3 separate regions of the Homo sapiens genome follow, and regions 1 and 3 are each linked to region 2. A link is a contact called in ENCODE Hi-C or POLR2A ChIA-PET data. All regions are on one chromosome and are shown on one strand. The core of a region is the stretch at or near the end of the contact, and the rest is flanking DNA. Distances in the headings are between cores, read along the strand shown. Region 1 holds the start of FGGY (FGGY carbohydrate kinase domain containing). Region 2 holds the start of MIER1 (MIER1 transcriptional regulator). Region 3 holds the start of NFIA (nuclear factor I A).

The links. Hi-C counts contacts between places; a loop is a spot of excess contacts on that map. ChIA-PET counts read pairs that join two places held with the same protein, here RNA polymerase II (POLR2A). Pooled maps may share reads with other maps.
Region 1: a map of CD8-positive, alpha-beta T cell shows a loop between it and region 2 (25-fold over the local background). The contact joins the promoter of FGGY here to the promoter of MIER1 in region 2. A Hi-C loop is called at or near these places in 1 of 168 maps with a recorded cell type or tissue (CD8-positive, alpha-beta T cell), 2 of 37 single-sample maps with no recorded cell type and 7 of 50 pooled maps.
Region 3: a pooled map shows a loop between it and region 2 (5-fold over the local background). The contact joins the promoter of NFIA here to the promoter of MIER1 in region 2. A Hi-C loop is called at or near these places in 1 of 168 maps with a recorded cell type or tissue (naive thymus-derived CD4-positive, alpha-beta T cell) and 6 of 50 pooled maps. POLR2A ChIA-PET finds 5 or more read pairs at or near these places in 1 of 52 experiments (AG04450).

What each region holds. Positions count from the first base shown.
Region 1 is chr1:59,295,162-59,299,808 of GRCh38, forward strand. It overlaps FGGY (FGGY carbohydrate kinase domain containing), which reads left to right and starts at 1,933. Exons shown (of 16, transcript NM_018291.5): 1 at 1,933-1,989. It overlaps FGGY-DT (FGGY divergent transcript), which reads right to left and starts at 1,389. Exons shown (of 2, transcript XR_001738089.2): 1 at 1,208-1,389; 2 at 1-603. RefSeq lists silencers at 1,335-1,874, 1,885-1,974 and an enhancer at 3,392-4,591.
Region 2 is chr1:66,923,086-66,927,941 of GRCh38, forward strand. MIER1 (MIER1 transcriptional regulator) reads left to right here and starts at 1,905. Exons shown (of 14, transcript NM_001077700.3): 1 at 1,905-2,010; 2 at 3,057-3,157. The coding sequence starts at 1,944. DNAI4 (dynein axonemal intermediate chain 4) reads right to left here and starts at 1,771. Exons shown (of 17, transcript NM_024763.5): 1 at 1,577-1,771. The coding sequence starts at 1,746. RefSeq lists enhancers at 1,474-1,633, 1,924-2,203 and a silencer at 1,774-1,893.
Region 3 is chr1:61,081,174-61,085,431 of GRCh38, forward strand. It overlaps NFIA (nuclear factor I A), which reads left to right and starts at 1,388. Exons shown (of 11, transcript NM_001134673.4): 1 at 1,388-1,645. The coding sequence starts at 1,619. RefSeq lists a silencer at 664-958.

The DNA of each region.
Region 1 (4,647 bases), core at 683-3,182, 7.6 Mb before region 2:
GATTGGTTCAGTGCCTCCTGCATTAGGAATCCACGCTTCTTTCACTTTGTTGCTTTGCTGTGTGTGGGTTTCATTCCTGAGGTCCTTTCATGGTTCAACACGGCTGCTGGAGCAAATAAAAAATCAAATACACAAAAGCCCAGAGAAAGAGCCATCCACAGAGGCCAGGCAACAAATCCACTTATTCAAGTCTAGCCAAGATGAGACCCCCTTGCCACAGTGCATGAAACCAGCATATTCCACTTATTCCATTCTTGGGGTACGTTGAAACAGATCTGGAAGCAATGTCTTCTGTGTATTAAGCATCTAACACTTTACAAAGCATTTTCATATGTCTTACCACATTTGTTCTTCATAATGTTCTGAAAAGGTAAGATGAATACATCTTATTATTCCTATTGAACACTTGATTCACACAGCTGCTAAGTAACAGATTCCAACGAGTCTATAGCTAGGTCTTTGGGTATGTTGCTGGTAATGAAAAGGTGAACAATCATGGTGCAGAAGAAAGAAAATGAGCCAAACCAGGATCCCTGGTAGAGTTGTAGTGCAAAGACTGGGGTTAATTGTGTGGCCTCAGCCTCACTGGGCTGTTCTCCTCACCTGTAAGACCAAGATAAGAGCACTTATTTACTTCGGGGTTGTTGTGAAGATAGCAGACAATCTTAGTGCACCTGCCACTTAAGATCCGTTCAGTGAAATTATTACCTTTCACAGGTGTGTCTTTGGAAAATCACTTCCCTTTCCTGGATCTCAGTTTTCTTTTCTAGGAAAACAACATGTTTGGACTCAGCGACTGCTAAACTGTCTCCCAAACCTCGAACTCCCTCAGCCTGGGATCCTGCCTTTTATGAAAATAGTTCGGATTGGAGCTCAGGTTGGAATTCTCGCTTTAGTTGCTTGCTAGCTGTGTGTCCCAGTAAAAGCTAAAAATTTCGGATTCCCCACATCTGTAGAATAGGGATACATAACATGCAGCTTATTAGAAAGGGAAGGCATGTGAGAATTAAATTAGGTCCGTGTCCAGTACCCACTAAATTGTAAAAACTTCTCAAAGGCAGGGACCCATCTGTTTTGTAGATTTACAGAATGTCATACGTTGAAGTACGGGGGTTCGCCACGGGATTAGAAAATTTCTGTAGAGTAAGGAACAAGACACAAGGTAAGCATTCAAGAATTGTAACCATGCAATATTCTTATTTCTTACAGTCGCCTACAACAGTCCTGGTGTTTAGTAAACGGTCTGACACACACACCCATCAGGGGCTGCGGAGAGTCCGCCTGGGTAAGCTCCGCAAGGTGAGTCCCCAGAGCCGGGAACTCGCAGCCTGAGCAGACGCAGCGTAGCCGATCTTGGGTCCGCGCTCCTCCCGCCTTGCCCAGCCCTGCCCGCGGTTGGCTAGGCCCCAGGGAACGCTGCAGCCGCGGGGTGGGCAGGCGACGGCCAATCCCACGCCCGGTTCAAAGGGCCAATCAGGCCGCGCTTTACAGGGGCCGCGCTTTACAGGGGCCGCGCTTTACAGGGGCCGCGCTTTACAGGGGCCGCGCTTTACAGGGGCCGCGCTTTACAGGGGCCGCGCTTTACAGGGGCCGCGCTTTACAGGGGCCGCGCCGGCGGGGGCGGGATCGCGCGCAAGGCGGGGCTGTAGCCGCCCCGGGACCGCCCTGCTCAGGCGCCGTGGGGTTCGGCGCGGCTACGTGCAGAATCCGTCTAGCTAAAATGTAATTTCAGATTGGACAAGTACTGTAAGTGACCCTCCTCTCAGTCCCACGTGGGCGCTGGGGGCTTTTGCTGGTGCGCAGGCTCTTAGCGCGCACGCCCAGAAAGAGGCTTCTCCAACCCGGCCCGGCCCTTCCTTCCCCTTTCCCGCAGTCGTTGCCTCCTCCTCCCCTGCCTCCTCCTCCCCTTCCTCCTCCTGGCCGCTTAGTCTCACACCCGCCGGGCCGTTGTTCCCGAGACGTTGTTGAGTCCCCTGTGTCCTCTTCTGGGTGAGGCGTCCGGCCACTTAAGGGAAGGGAAGGGAAGGGTCGGCCTTGACTGCATCCCCAAGGCTGCCTATTAGGTGTCTGGAACCCGTGCTGCTTCCTCTCCGATCAGTGCCCACTTATCTGTATTCAGTACTCTTTCTCTCCTCCCCTTACCCTTGTAGGACATTTTCCTGGCATTTGAGGAGCCTTTAATTCACGTCTGGCTACCGAAGGCATTTTTAGGCTAGTGTTGCTTGTAGATTTAAACGCTTCCAGCACTTGTGATAATGTTTGAGGCACAGCTGAGTTTAGATGAGATAATGCTGTTTGGTTACAGTTATCCTGAGTAGAAAGGCCTAGGGATATCTTTTCATTTTTAGCCGTTTCCTTTTTATTTAAAGATTGACAAGGGGCCGGGCGCGGTGGCTCACGCCTGTAATCCCAGCACTTTGGGAGGCCAAGGCGGGTGGATCACGAGGTCAGGAGATCGAGACCATCCAGGCTAACACGGTGAAACCCCCGTCTCTACTAAAAATACAAAAAATTAGCCGGGCGTGGTGGCGGGCGCCTGCAGTCCCAGCTTCTCGGGAGGCTGAGGCAGGAGAATAGCGTGAACCCAGGAGGCGGAGCTTGCAGTGAGCTGAGATCGTGCCACTGCACTCCAGCCTGGGGGACAGAGCGTCTCAGAAAAAAAAAAAAAAAATTGACAAGGTGCAAAATGGTGAATTTCCCTCATCATGGGCTGTTTTCCACTAAAGCACTTCTGTGTCTTAACACAAATTTCTTCCCCGAAGAGTCAGTCATGACATGACCAAAGTCTGAAAAGCAGTTAATCCTTAGGTTAAATTTTAAAGTATGAGACCAGGAGGGGTGAGGTGCTTATTCTTTTGACTTGTAAATCAGAATGAAAGAAGGGAAAGTCTTTTATTTTGTGGCTGTTATTTAAATGGTAGAGTTTTGCTTTGTATAGTTTTTGCTTGCTTTTCCTCTTTTTTTTCTATGATCCACCACGTGTATGTCCTGATTTTTTTCCTTTTTAACTTGCTTGCTGGATTTTCCAGCCAGATGACTGCCGCTTGGTCTTCTGGGAGTCTCCTGTTAATGGGGCCCTCATGCTTGGCTCTTGACCTGATGGCCACTGGCCTGGCTCTTGGAGGACCTCCTAGTGGGAGGCCCAGAGCACTGTTATTAAGGATGATTGGGGGAACAGATCAGAGGGGGTCAGCTGGGCCTGGAGATCAATTTTGAGGGGGAGGGAGGTTGGGAGCCTGCCTGGCTGGATTTGGAAGTCAAAACATGTGTGCTGGGAGAAGGGCATAACCCCAGAGGGTGGAGAGCCATGTCTTTCTGGATAAAATTAATAAGTTTACTGGGAGGAGGCTGGGCCTTCCAGGCTGTGTTAGTTTTTGTTGTGGGCCTTGGCTTTTCCTGGAATTTGGTTCCCTTTCCCTAACCTTTCACTTATTAGTTTAAATAGTTCCCTTTACCTAACCTTTCACTTATTGATTTAAATAGTTTAAATCACAGTCAATTACCAGCTGGTTTTTAAAATAATTTGAGGTAATGAATCTTGCCCTTAATCTCCTAGCCAGAGTGGAACCCCCTACCTCCACCCCCAGGGGGATTTGAAATGATTATTTTACCAGAACGTGCTACAGAGATCACTTACCTTCTCACCCGCCCACCTTTTTATAATGGAGGGACATAGAATCAACCCAGGTGGTGTCAGAGATCATCCAAATCAGTTCTTCATGTATTCATTTGTTCACTCATCTTGTCCACATACTTTGGGCCCAGAACTGTGGTAGTCTCTGGGAAAGTGCAGATGAGTAAGACTTGGTCTCTGCTTTCAAGCTTTCATCCAGTTTGCTTCAATCCACTTTGATGAGGGAGATTATGTGATAGTGAGATGAGTACATTGAAAAGGTATGCCGAAGACTCCCAGGAGTTGAGAGAAGGGCAAATGGCTCAACATGGGGAAGCCATTTGGGGAGGACTTCCCAGAAGGGAATACTGGAGCCGAGTTCCAAAGCCTAAGTATGAGTGGGCTGGAGAAAGAGCGAGGGATTATATGAACCGGGAACAGCATGTGCAGAACTACACAAGCATGGCACATGGTTGATTAGGATGGCTGTGCAGGAAAGGATAAGTTGGAAAAAATCACCTGACAGGAGGCTGGGGAGGGTGAAGGCCAGGTCAGGAAGGGTCTGGTGAATCATCTTAGGGGAGTTTGAAATATATCTCCAGGGCAAACAGTGATACATACTCTCAGGTTTATGTTATAGAAAATTAATTCTGGCTGCAGTTTGGAGAATGAATTGGATTGGCGAAGCCCGGAGAGAGGTAATTGTAGTAATATAGGTGAGAGACGTGTTAGGGTAATAGTTATGGGAGTGGAGAGAGATTAGGAAAATAGAATGGTTAGGAATGTTATAAAGGTTCAGTGCCACAAAAGAAATAGCACTTGAATATCAAATTTTCTTTTTTCTTCTCAGCAAGGCCATTTACTTCTATAGAAGGGTGCGCCCTCACAGATGGAGCAATGGTGAGCGCACACCTGGACAAGGGTGGGGGGGCGGGTCTTATGCCTGACGCACGTGGCCCCTGTTGCTGTGTCGTTCCCCTATTGGCTAGGGTTAGACTGCACAGGCTAAACTAATTCCAATTGGCTAATTTAAA
Region 2 (4,856 bases), core at 655-3,154:
AAGCACAAGACATTACCTTTTCTATGTTTACATACACAAATACTTAGCATTGTGTTACAATTGCCTACAGTATTCAGTACAGTAACATGCTATGCAGGTTGGTAGCCTAGAAGCAACAAATGCATTTTCATCATTATGCAAACACCATTTAGTGTACTTACACAAACCTAGATGTATAGCCTACTATAGCTTAGGTGTACAGTCTACTATACAATTGTAGCCTAGGTGTATAGTAGCCCATACATCTACGTTTGTGTAAGTACACTAGAAGATATTTGCAAAATGCTGAAATTGGCTAACAAGGTATTTCTCAGAAGGTATCACCATCGATGCATGACTGTATTTAGTTATGGTAGTGAGGAACAGATACCAGCAAAGGATCTGGGAAAGGTGAAACCATGAACCAAGACAAGAACTAGGAAGAGTGGTTTCTCAGAACCCAAATAAAGCTTTTCAAAGATCGAGAAGCGATAAACCCGACCGACACTGCTTCATTCAAAAAGAATGAAACTGTGGATCAGCCATTGTATTTGGTTGCATGGCTATTGCTGGCTTTCATAGAAGCTGTTTTGATGGAGTGGTAGGATGGACAAAAGCGTGAGTACCATATTCAAGAGAGAATGCAAGGTTCTCTCCCAAGAACTCTCAACAAGTTCCGCTGAAGAAAGATTAGCTGAGGTGGAGGAGATTGGAGAGGGGAAGAGAAAACAAATTACTTAGGGAATTTTGGGGGAACTTAGTGGGCAGCATTACGGGCAGCGCTAAGGAACCATTTAAAGTAAGACAAGTCCACACAGCTGTGTGCTTTTCTACAGTCTTGTTCAACTGCTGCATAACAACAGAATGTTGGAAGCAGGAATTAGTTTTAAAGTAAGATGGTATTGACGAGACGACAATAAAATACCTCTACTACAGAGCACAGCAATGTTCGGCCTGGTGGCTCACAGAAGCTGAGGCTCTTGAACGTCTGGGCACAGCATGAAAGCATCAAGCTTGAGAGACTGCAGGCCTTAACAAACTAGAAGTGCTAGAACGATGGTTCTAAACCAGGTCTTTTCTCACACAGCAAGCACAGCAATAGAGATTTATTTTATCTTATTTTTTAGACAGAGTCTCGCTCTGTTGCTCAGGCTCGAGTGCAACGGCACGATCTCGGCTTACTGCAACCTCCGCCTTCCGGGTTCAAGGGATTCTCCTGCCTCAGCCTCCCAAGTAGCTGGGATTACAGGCATGTGCCACCACGTCCGGCTAACTTTTTGTATTTTTAGTACAGACGGGGTTTCACCATGTTGGCCAGCCTGGACGCTAACTTCTGACCTCAGGTGATCCACCCCACTCGGCCTCCCAAAGTGCCGGGATTACAGGTGTGAGCCACCGCGCCCAGCCCAGTAGAGATTCTTTTAAAGACTGCGGTAGGTCGATAAAGGAGACATTGTGGCCTAGGAGCTTCAAGGTCTACAGACTGAACCCAGTTAGGGTAGGGCCCCTTTCCAAATCCAGAAATGGTATCTATTAATAGAAGGGCTCCCTCCGGGTCCCAGGGGGATGGACTACGGTTTTTAGCGCCGGAACTTACAACCCGAAGTTCTGCTGCTTGTGACTGCCTGCCGGAGAGACTGGCATGGTGGCGACCAGCTGGGGAGTGGTGCACCACCCCTTTTTTTGGCCGCCTCTGAAGTCCCTGTACCCCCAAGCTCCTCCGTTAGCGGCTCGGGCCGAGGCTCCGGAATGTTTGCCGGGCGTCATGGCGACGGTGGAGCCCTGGCTCAACAAGCGGCCGCGCGGTTGGCTGGCGGCACGAGGCCGAGGAGGAGGGCGGAGGCGGAGGGGAGGGCAGAGGGTTGGTGGAGCTGGAGGAAGCTCCGGACGACGACTGGAAGAAGGAGGCGGGCGGCCCGGGCCTCAGGCCCCTCCCAGGCTCTGAGTCTCCCGGCTGCAGGCGGATGGATGGGGCTTCTTCAGGCGGTGGCGGCAGCAGCGAAGGTGGCGGCGGCAGCAGCGGCAGCGGCTGTAAGTGCAGCCTCCACAAGCCATCTCTCCCCTTCTATTCCAGTTTGGGATGAGGGGCTCCTGAGGTGTCCTCAGTCCCCTTTCTCTCCTTCCCCTCCCCCACGGCAGTGTACCGCCCGGAAGACCCTTAACTTCCGGGGAGGGGCTGCCGCAGAACGCGCCTGGCTTGCTCTCCGCCGGCTGCCAAAGGCGCATGCGCAGCTTCCTCCCTCTGGCCATCGACTGCCTCCCAGCGCCGCCTTTTTGCCTTCGCGGTGGTGGCGCCGCGCTGGGAATCCGCTGCGGAGTGAGTTCGCCTCGCCCCGTTCGCTTCGGTCCCTGATCCCAGTCGGGGTGGGGCTAAGCTGACCACCCTGCTGTGGCTCCGCCTCTTTCTCCTGTATTTCCCTCACTTGTGTCCCATCCCCGGGAGGCTCTCGCTTGCACTGCAGCCTTTATGGTGAGCAGCGCCCTGGGCCAACTTGCCCTTTTCGGATGGAGTCAGGGAGGGAGGAGAGACTCGAATAGGGTATTACTGTAAGGAAACGAGGTCCTCCTAGCGCGTGGGAGGATCCCTTGGGACAGATGCCCGCCGCTCTTTACTCTTGTTCTTTCAGCTTGTAGTGGCTAGGTCCCTGGCCTGGAGCCTATCTGTGGTCCCTGCATGCTGTGTAACCTTGAGCGAGTCACTATCCCTCTCTGGGCTTCAGTTTTCCCTATTTAAAGCTTCCTCCAACGCTAGAATTCTGCATTTCTGCAGAAGAACTTATGTAATTACAAGATTGACTTGGCTATTGAGGCCGCTTCACCAAGATGACCCGGAGTTGACTGAACCTTCTTCACTTATGGGTGGAATGAGGCGACCTATTTATTGGGTCGCTTTTATTCCTTTATCATTAGTTACAAATTGCATGACTTAAGGCTCATTAAATGTTTTTCTAAAATTGTCATGGGATCCTTGTCCTGATTCCCGACCATCTTTTTAAAAATGCGAAACAGGGTGGATGGTGAGCTTGTATCATCGTTTCTGTCTCCTTGCTACTGAGGCTCTCTTTCCTTTGATCCAGATGGTGTGGTCGCTCGATTCTCCCAGTGCCTGGCTGAGTTTCGGACGTGGTTAAGAACCAACTGGTTGAGGTTCAATGCAGACAAGACGGATGTGATGCTGGTAGGCAGGGGTACACTTGGAGATTAAGGGAGGGAAAATCCAAACTCCCTCAAGTAATATAAGATTATATTACTCTTCTTATATGTTCCAGTGTTTGAGAACTGATGGGCCAAAAATTTCCAGAATTTGGGTGAGATAAAAATAACATGTCATCAATGTAAAAACCATAATCATAGTTTGTAATATTCTGATAAAATGGGGCCACTGGATAAAACTGTAAAAATTATGAAAAGAAAATCCAAAACTGTTATTTGAAGAACCAAAAGCCTATATAAGTGTTTTAGAGTGGCATTAATAACAAAAAATGAAACTAACGAAAGATGATGCTGATTGTCACTATAGATGTGGGGCTTCCAAATGTAATAGGCTAAGTTTTTTAGATGTAGGTATTTTCAACCAAATTAGTAATTATCCATAAAATTTTACCACCACATCATAAAGACATGGTGTAGGCTGTTGCTTTTAAATAAAAATTTCAGGAAATAGTTTATAAACTAATCTCAAAAGAGACTCATGGACGCTGAAAATTGTTAGATATAGAATTTTTTAGTTTTGGATGTGTTGTATTAATCTATTTCAGTCAGCTAACCCCAGAGTCTAAATTGTTATAAGTACAGTATTTTCTTGGTGCATTTTGAGAGGTACCTTTTTGGATTGCATAACAGATAGGTTTATATAGTATATATATATATGTTACTTGTATTTGAATCAGGTGTTGGTACTGAATAAAAGGTTATATTTCTTAGGTATATGTAAATTGCCAAAGAAGTTTGTTCATTGGTTCGTTTAAGGTACTGGTTGAAGTAAGATTGTGCTCCTAAATGCTTTTGTTAAAAGCATAATAATAACTGAGGGGTTTGTGTGTGCGTGCGCCTTATAGCCTCTATAGAATTGTTCAATAACTTTTGAATGGAAGATTCAGTAAATTGCTTACAAATGATTTATCAATATAATAGCAGTTTTGAGTAGCTTAATGTCATAAAAATTAATGTTACTTTGCCTGAAAATAAGGAGGCTTTTAGGTGGGGAATAGGAGCTGAAGAGGCATTTATTCAGGCTTTGTATAGTGGTTTTTTGTTTTGGGACATTAATCACAAACCTCACATAAAATTGGAATTCAGCACACTTTTTTAGTTTAAAAATTTTATACACAATTCCAACAGAACTACTGTTTTGGATATCACATTAATAAATAACAAAGTGTAATAATTTTAAGCAGACACAATTAATGGTGCATTTTCTTATGCCTTTAGCTCTCTCATGTCCTATTTTCAACTCTTCTAGTATGAATAGGCTTTAAAAATAAATTTTTTTTTGTTAACCCAAGTATAAATATTAACTGTTTGCATTTGGATACAAAGAAGATATCTGTTGAATTAATCCAAAGTGCTGAAGAACTAAGGGTAATGGATGGAAACAACAAGGAGGTAGATTCTGGCATAATAAAAGAAAGAATGTTTTAAACATTTGAACTTTTTTTGAAAAGAGCAGCCTTTTTATGAGATATAGTGAGTCACTGGAGGGGTTTAAACATAGGCAGAAAGCCTGGTAGTAGAAGCATGATGAGAGATTACTATCTTGACAGGGTAGAGAATTGACTAAAAGATCTCTAAGGTCCCATCCAACACTAAAATTCTATAACTAGTGAATAGTTAATTTTTATATATTTAATACTGAAGAGGGTAAGTAAGCGTTTTGA
Region 3 (4,258 bases), core at 138-2,637, 5.8 Mb before region 2:
AAAATAAGGGATGGGGGCTTAGAAGAGGCAGGTAGGCTTTCCCCCCTCCGAGAGAGGAGAGCCTAGAGAGAAAATATGAGGTTAAAAAAAAAAAACTGGAAAAGCAGGCTTACTGGCAACTTGCCAAACCCTAAAAACCACCCCCCTCTTTTCTGCCAAAACAATACTTTAGCAAACCTAAAATAATTGCAGGAAGCTCTTTTCCATTTTAAGAACTATTACCTGGGGGAGGGAAAAAAGGGATTCTTAAAAGGCACCCTTCCAGAGGTGTCCCAGAAACTGGGACGGTAATGATAGCCTATGTCCAGTTCTGGGCACGCGTTTGTGGATCAGAATATCTCCCTTCCCTAAGGGGACATCCCTTTCACATATTTTTTTCCTCCTAAAAAGTAAAAGATGTCACAGCTAAACCACTGTTGTTTCTGAACGTGATAGAACTTTTTCTATGGCGTCTGTGTTCAAACCCACTAGTTTCACAGTCCTGGGAGGGATAACGCTCATTAATCTCCGCCTTCTTTTCTCCAGACCCCCGCCCCCCAAATCCGGTGAATCTTCTGTGGGCACTGATTCCTCACCACCCCCGCTTCTGAATGCCACAGGACCGAAGCTGCACAAAGTTTGCAGGATTGTGTGCATAATTACCTCTGCCGACGAATCTATTCCCACAGAAAGCTTCGCTGGAGAGATTACAATGCTTTGAGCCTTACCGCATTTCAGTGGGGGAAAAAAAGTTACCTAGGAGGTCTGATTTTTCAAAGAAATTTGCATACATGCAAATGTGCCGCCCGGCCTCCTCCTCGGTTCTCTACGTGCCCACGCGGTGGCCCGGGGGGTGCGGGGCAACCTGGCAAAGTTGCCCAAGTCCTCCACCGAGGTCCGCGGAGGTCTGCAGCGGGGGTGGGGGGATGGGGACGAGGAAAAGTAGTTTTGTTTGCTTAAGCACATCCTGTGGCAGCCTATAGCTGCCCGGGAGTACAGACTGTAACTGCTCCTCACTGCGTTACCCAGTAATGCGCTGATCGGGGGAGGGGGCGGGGGGGCCGGGGAGCGAGCGGGAGAGCGAGCAAGCGAGCGAGCAAGGAGCGAGCCACGGAGAGAGCCGGGGAGCGAGCGAGCCAGCCTGCGAGCGCGAGCGGCCGCGGAGGCTCGGGACCCGGCTGGCCGCGCGGCGCCGCAGCCGCCCCCTCCCCCACACCCCCTCCCCCCCGCGGCGGCGGCGCGAGCGGGCGGCGGCTGTGCGGTGCGGTGCAGAGCGGAGGCGGAGGCGGGCGCGCGGGCAGCTCGCGGGCACCCGGCCGGGCCGGCGCGGGAGCGGGAAAGGGTGCGCTATGCCTTTAACACCCGCGTACAGTAGGCATGTATAGTGGAGTGTAGGGAAACTCTAGGCGGGGTTAAAGTTCAGCTCATGGAGCGGCAATAGCGCTGGCTGGCTGGCTGCAGTTGAGCCGACTTGGAAATGTGAACGCAAGAAGCAGGCTTGATTTTTTTTTCTCCCCCCTTCTCTCTCTCTCTCTCTCTCTCTCTTCCTCTCTCCCTCTTTCTCCTCTCTCACCCACACTCACGCACACCTCCAAACCGCACACCCAGACGCACACGCATACCCCAGCGCCCGGCAGTTATGTATTCTCCGCTCTGTCTCACCCAGGTAAGCCGCGGCGTGGATGCGGAGGGCTTGGGGGCCGGGGCGCCGGGGGCAGGGCTGGGGCTGGGTGGGGGGCACCGGGGCCGTCGCTCCGGCCGGGCCCAGGGCGTGCGTCTCGGTGTGTGTCTGTGTCTGCGCGTGTTTCTGTGTGTGTGCGCGCGTGTGCCCGCGGGTGGGGGGGGGGATCCCGCTTAAAGAAAGTAACTTTGTTTCCATGCGGGTGCATTCCTCTTGCACGGCCATTTGTGTGGGCACATGGCTAATGGCGCCCTCTTATTAATGCGTTAATTAATATCGGGGCGACGGACTGCGGAACAGCAGTGTTTTCGGACACCCCGCACGTGTTTCGGCGGGGTTGCAGTCCATGACACGCAGAAATCTGGCTCAGCGTTTCTGCTGCCGGGAGCAGGGATTCCGTAGTGCCGCAGCGCCCGGGGAGGGGGCCGCCGACGGAGCCCACCGCTCACCCCGCACGCTCGGGCCGGCTGCAGTCCTCGGGTGCGGGGAGACCTCGGGTGCCTGCGCCCAACGGCCCGCTCCCCGCAGCCTGCGCTGCCGCAGCCCCCCGCCGTCTTCCCGAACTCTTACTTTTGTTTATTGTTTGTCAGCCTTCGGGGTCCGGCCGCGGAAAGGACGCGGGCTCCCGTCCCGGCCCCGGCCCGGACAGCGCCCCTCGGACGCGGGCAGGCTGCGGCTAGCCCTCGGCTGAGCGGGGCTACGTGGACGCGCGTTCCCCCGCGCCGGCCGGGTGGAGCCTGCGTCCTCGCCGCGCGCCGGTGGCCCGTTGGCTCTCCCGGAGTGAAAGTTTCGGGGCCGAGACGAGCCCACGTTGTGCAGGGCGCCGAACGCCGGAGGCCGCGGGCCGCGGGCCGGGTAGCGCCGGGCAGAGTTGGGCTCCTAGCCGGGAGCCGGAGCGGCGGCCCGGGCCGGACACGGCTCCCCCCGCCGCCGCCGCCGCCACCACCACCACCGCCACCGCGCGACTCCGGCCGCTCCGCGCGCAGGACGGGGGCAACTTTTCCCCTCCGACTCAACTCAGAGCATGGGGCTCTTGCGCCCCACCGCCTCTCCTTTCCGTGCCCCCCTGTCCATTCCTCCCTTGTCTACCCACCCCCAGGCAAAATATTGCTACTTCGAGACTTCAAATCCGGTCCCCTTTGAATATGTTATTTGTTTTCCTTGACTAAAAGGCTTGAAGTCAAAGTGGTTTTGCGCTATTTTTTTTTTAAGCGTGAGATTTCATACTGCTTTGGTACATTAGGATCTGACCATTAATCACCTACATGAAGTTATATGCTTCACATAAAATGTTTATTCACCTCTCCCTTAAAAAACCTACCACTTCTTGCCTTCATTTAGTAGGAGATAACGGTTTAACCGGAATAGTTTCTGGAAGGCTAAAAAGTATCAGTAGTTTTCGCTCTCCTCTCTAGATTCTGGATTTATTTCCCACATGACATCCCTTCTTATTGCAATATCTAACAGTAATAATACCGGGTATTTGATCTCAGAAGACTCTTAAACGCATCTTTTATGTTGAAATGGTCTGTTTGGGATTTAGGCCTAGCATTAATAATGGATAGCAGTTACTTTTAGTTACTGTAAAAGTTTTTTTTTTTTTTCCTAACAAACTTCCAAAGTTCCTATTTTAGTAACTTGTGGAAGTATGGAATGAAACTTTTCCAACCACTTCTGGCAAGGTTCACAATTGCATATGGATAAGATGCAAAGTGTAAGATAATTTGAATGAATTACGGACTATAGTGAAAATGCTGAGATTCGAAGGCTGAAGTTCTAGCTGGCAGAAGTTTGCAACACACAGAACTTGTAGATAATATCAGCGAGCTGCAATAAAGGGAAAGGACCCTAACAGATACATTAGTGTCTTCTCAATTGAGCTCTGAAAAGATAAATTTATATTTGGGAATGGTGCATATATGAGGGCACCTGTATATCCATGCAGGCCTAGGGCACAGTCAGGTATTTAACAAAGTTGGCCTCTGTTGGTTCATGAGGTATTATGACATTAAGAGAGTTTTTTTTTTTCTTTTTTTTTCGGCTTACATATTCAGCAGCGTTGATTGATGCATTCACTAGGCCTTCTTCTGGAAACACCACTAAGAGAAATGCTTATTTAGTGTAACAGTTTGTAAAGAAAATGTACAATAAATAGTGAATGAGGGCTCATATTTTATGGGTTCTGCTTTTAAAAATTTATTTACAATTTATTTAACTTGCTGGGATATTTATAATGTTTTAGAGCCAGTTTTAGGAAGAAGAACTTCGGTAGTTTATTGCTCATTAAAAAAAATCAGTAAGCACAGTGATTTCTATCACTATACTCTAAATGAAACTCCATTTAACTTGTAGGCAATTTAAAAAAAAACTTTACCAAGAAAAACCTAGACATCTTATTTTAATCAAATATGGGCATATAATCAAATCAGGTACTGTCCATATAATGATAACCCAGCAGAAATTTGTAGGTGAACTTTTAAAAAAAGTAGTTTCCAGAAATATCAGCATTCAGTGGTTCTTAAACTTGGCTCACTTTCAAACAGATCAATGTTTAAGATGCTGATTCAAAGTAATACCACTTTTGAAACAGGTTTTCAG